Regions from separate parts of the Homo sapiens genome. Here region 2 is linked to region 1. A link is an interaction called in ENCODE POLR2A ChIA-PET data of the cell type or tissue named here. Cell type or tissue: OCI-LY7. All regions are shown on one strand.

Evidence for each region. Peaks named below come from ENCODE experiments on the same cell type or tissue, not always from the same donor. Only the 100,000 strongest peaks of a DNase experiment are listed, where the experiment ranks them.
Region 2: POLR2A ChIA-PET joins it to region 1 with 7 read pairs; 3 of 35 experiments call an interaction of 5 or more read pairs at or near these places.

Annotation. Positions count from the first base shown.
Region 1 is chr9:4,643,801-4,646,300 of GRCh38, forward strand. The region is part of intron 3 of SPATA6L (spermatogenesis associated 6 like); the gene reads right to left. Among named protein-coding and RNA genes, the nearest start is that of PLPP6, 17 kb to the right of the region's middle. In OCI-LY7, no CTCF peak of the experiment used is centred here; a DNase peak (open chromatin) is centred at 1,031.
Region 2 is chr9:4,989,543-4,992,042 of GRCh38, forward strand. All of the region lies in intron 2 of JAK2 (Janus kinase 2), which reads left to right. It also overlaps a transcript of INSL6 not described here. Among named protein-coding and RNA genes, the nearest start is that of JAK2, 5.5 kb to the left of the region's middle. In OCI-LY7, no CTCF peak of the experiment used is centred here; no DNase peak of the experiment used is centred here.

The sequences.
Region 1 (2,500 bases):
TCGACACCAGCCTGGCCAACTTGGTGAAACCCTGACTCTACAAAAAATACACAAAAATTAGCTGGACGCATTGGCAGGTGCCCATAATTCCAGCTATTCAGGAGGCTGAGGCAGGAGAATCACTTGAACACGGGAGGTGGATGTTACAGTGAGCTGAGCTTGCATCACTGCACTCCAGCCTGGGCAACAGAGCTAGATTCTGTCTCAAAAAAATCAATTTGAAAAAAAAAGATGTAGATTTATGCATTTAGAAATGACAACATAGGCAAGGCATGGTGGCTCATGCCTATAAACCCAGCACTTTGGGTGGCCAAGGTGGGAGAATCACTTGCATCCAGGAGTTTGAGACCAGCCTAGGCAACATAGTAAGATGCCATCTCTGCAAAAAAAAAAAAAAAAAAAAAAAAAAAAAAAAAAAATGTAGCTGGGCATGGTGCATGCCTGTAGTTCCAGCTACTGGGAGGCTGAGGCAGGAGAACTGCTCAAGCCCAGGAGGTCATACCACTGCATTCAGTCTGAGTGACAGAGTGAGATCTTGTCTCAAAAAATATATATAAAAAATAAAATTAAATTTAAAAAATTTAAACAACAATATAATGGTGACATACAAGGGGGAAAGCTAATAACAGAAAAAAAACTATGCTATGTAAAAATTCCATATCTATGTGTTCTTCTATCTACAGAGAAATATCAAGAAATATGTTCATCAAAATATAAATAAAGATTCTCTCAGGATTACGTGATGTGGGAATGCTTTTTACAAGTAAAAATTATGAAGCTGTTTTCATTTTGAGAAAGAAAAAAAGCAGAAATGCGTAATAGCAGAGATCAGAGGAGAATTTTCTGAGTTTTCAGTATTCTCTCTCTCTCTCTCTCTCTCTCTCTCACACACACACACACACACACACACACACACACACACACTTCTATGCCAACAACCCTAAAATCACCAGATAGCTATACTGAAAGGCTATTTATGAGAATTGGTGCCACTGGGTGGCAGGTCCTAACCTCTCTCACCAGCTCAGGTCTTATGTCACTCAAGACACACTGCATAGCAAAAGTACCACAGAACAGCTTCCTCCTAGAATCTCATGATTCTAGCACAGGGGTCACAGACTTTCTGTAAAGGGTCAGACTACTAAATGTTTTAGGCTTTGTAGGCCATCTGTTCAAATTTACTCACCTCTGTCATTGTTCTGCAAAAGTGGCTATAAACACTACTTAAACAAATGAGTATGGCTATGTTCAAAAAAGACCTGTATTTATGAATAACGAAATTTGAATTTCATATAATTTTCACATCACTAAATATTCATTTCAAAAATTATTTCCAACCATTTAAAAATGTAAAAACCAAAAATAGTTTGGCAGTTCCTCACAAAGTTAAACAGTTACCATATACCCCATTCCCAGGTATACACACAGAAGAACTAAAAGCAAATATACAACAATTTGTACATTAATATTCAAAACAGCATTATTTATAACATCCAAAAAGTAGAAATGTCTTAGTCTATTTTCTGTTGCTTATAACAGAATACCTGAAACTGGGTAATTTATTTTTAAAAAGCTATTTATTTCTTACAGTTATGGAGGCTGAGAAGTCCATGGTTGAGGGGCTGTGTCTGGTGAGGGCCTTCTTGCTGGTGGGGACTCTGCTTAGTAGCCAGGTGACACAGGGAATCACATAGTGAGGGTGCTGAGCATGCTAGCTCAGGTCTCTCATCCTCCTCTTATAAAGCCAACAGTCTGACTCCCACGATAACCCATCAGTACATTAATCCATGAATAGATTAACCCATTCACAATGGTAGAGCCCTCATTACCCAATCCATATAGAAGAATATTATTCAGGCACAAAAAGGAATTAAAATCTGATACATGCTACAACATGGCTGAACCCTGAAAACATTAGGCTAAGTGAAAGAAACTAGATATAAAAGGCCACATATTGTAGGCTTCTATTTATATGAAATGTCTAGAATGAGAAAATCAACAGAGATAGAATTAGTGGTGGCCAGGGCCTGGAGGAGGAAGGAATGGGAAATGATTGCTAATAAATACAGAATTTCGTTTTGGGGTAATGAAAATGTTCTGGAATTAGTGGTGATGGCTGTCCAATCTTATGAACATACGAAAACCAACTGAATTGTACATTTGAAAATGACGAATTATATATGATTTAAATCGCAATAAAAAATGTGGAAACCATTTCTAGTTCACGGGCCATACAACAATGGCCTACAGGCTGGATTTGGCTGGGGACTATAGTTTACCAACCCTGTTCTAGCATCTAACAATGAAAATGTCTTAGGGTTTTACACACACACACACACACACACCCCACAAATTAGAACACAGCCAAAGGCCAAAACTTGAAATCAGCTAAGCCAGGACTGAAAAAATTATTTAATAATTAGATAAAGTTATTAAAAAATGGAAAGACAAGGAGTCTGTTTAAGTTATGCTCCCTGCCATGAAACACCATAAAGTTATT
Region 2 (2,500 bases), 350 kb after region 1:
ATATTTGTTAATACTTGCAATGTAAAAGGTACTTGGCTGTATTCAAAAGAGAAATAAAGAAATATAAAATAGGCTCCTTTCCCTAAGGACTTACAGTATAATTGGGCAGATAAGCTAAATAATAAAAGTTACAGATATTTAAGACCACTTGAGTTGAGCAGAGATTTTGCATAATAGGAAGGAACTGGTAGAGGGGGTAAGCAAAGGCAAAATATGTATATATGTATGATATGTTCAGAGAGCAGTACATAAATAACTTGACTGAAATGAAGATTTGTGTGAAAGAGTAGTAAGAAATTGTGTTAAAAATGTAGTTGGAATTTGATTATGGATGTCTTTAAATGCTAGGATGAGAAGAATGTACTTTGACCTGTAGATATGGAGAAGCTTTAAAAGTTTTGAATTGAGAAAGAGTTTGCTGAAATAAGTATTTTAGGAAAATCAAAGCAGCACCAGTGCTAGGTCTCATATGAATTGGAAAGAGAATGGTAGAAAGAGGTAGGAAAATAATTGAGCCCTGAAGTAATGAGGACTTAGAAATAAGTCAGATTGCAGAGATGTCACAAGACATTATTATGGATTGGATAAGAAGGGAGAATGGAGGGGAGAAGAGTGATTAAAGATTACCTTACCTTGAAGGTTTGCTTTTCAGTGACGGAGGAAATCAAAGAGTGTTGACTCTCCAAGACATCTTAGAACATCTAAGTCTATATGTTTTGTATATTAGGACTCAGACCAGAGAGATTTAAAAATGTGTCCAAAGTTACTCAGCTAGTTAATGACAAAGAAACTGCCGTTTGATTAATGGCAGTTACTAACAAAAATAGTTATGGCAGTGTTAGTAGCTGGTAGAGGGGATGTAGACAGTTGAGCGTATATTGTGGATATGTTGAGTTTGCGGTGGCCGTGGGATGGGCAAGTGAAAATTGATAGCATACAGTGGGACATATGACTAGAATTTGTTAGCGAAGTTAAGGCTGGTGCTGTGGTACTTAAGAGAAAAGAGTGGGATTGCCCATAATTAGCGGGTGGGTGAAAGGAGAGGAATGGGTAAAGGAGACAAAGAAAAAAACAGTATGAGAGGCAAATTAGTGGATAGGTTAGGAGGCGGAATGATCAACATGTTGATCATTGGCAAGAAATGAGAAGAATCAGATCCAAAAAAAGGTCTTAAAAAGATGTATTCGTGTTTTTCCTAATAAGAAATCTATAAAAACAGAAGAAAATTGCTTATACTTTCCCTACGTGGAAATAACCACTGTTAATATTTTGTTCTCTCCGGTTTAACAAAAGACCTTTGGATTTGACAGTTGGGTGATCAGTGGAGACTTTTCCAAAGCTCTCCATCACTAGGACTAAGGATGAGAATTTTAGGCATAATAAAACCTAGGAGATATTTTTCAACAGATTGTCATTCGTCTGTATCGTCTTATATATCACACTGTCCAGGTACTATTCTTCCTGTGTGCATTGGTTCTGTGTTTTTTTCTGAATGATAGAAGGTTAGACAAGCCATCTCTGGGTGCTTTTGTGCTGGTAAAATTTGAATAAAGTGATAAAATATTTGTTTCTAAAAGGAAGGAGAAATTCTTGGTCGATAACTTATAAATCTGAGGGTTGAATGATTGATGAAATTAGGGGTACTGGAAAGAACAAAGAGAAGCATTATTTATTTTGAAGCTTTTCTGTATAGTTACAAAGGGTTAACTAGGTTAGAATGGTCCATGGGCTGTTTACTTTGCTTGCATGTTTATTTTGATCTTCCCAAGAACATTCTTCTGTTCATCTTTTTAGTATGTTATTGGAAACAGAGTACTCATTAGTTCTTACTAAGTGGTTTTAGTTTAATAAATTATGATTATGAAATAAAATGCTATTAGGTAATATTTTTATAATATAAAGGGCCATGTGATGTGAGTAAGTGCACTGTTTTGGAAATCAGGGGATAAGGGACTGACCCTGCTCTCAGCATGGTATATGATTTCAGGCAACTCACGTAATCAGTGAGTCTTGTCTATTGAGGGAATGGACTAAATCTTTTCTAGAAAATTTAAAAAGGTGGGATCACATGGTAAAATGTGTATAAAGTTTAAAAAGGAAATGGTTTACCAATGTTTATGACAAAAACCAGCAAACTCTTTCCCACCCCCCCACCCCACATCTCCTTTTCTAGTCTCTAATTCCTGTACACCAGGCAACCACCTGTCCTCTGTACTTTGCCGTTTTCACCTTTATAATGAATGAATTGTTTAGCATCCCCTCTAAAGCCTCTCCATTCAGTTGTGTAGAAGAGCTCATCCCCTTTGCCTTCAAGGGCTTTACCATTATATTTCTCTCCTCTTTTTCTTGCCTTCTCAATTCTTCCCTCTACTGGATTATTTCCATCAGCATTACTCTGATTGCTATTGCTGTGTAACAGAAACTACCCAAAACTTAGTGATTTAAAACAACTACTTTATTAGGCTCACAGATACCATGGGTCAGTAATTGAGACAGGGCA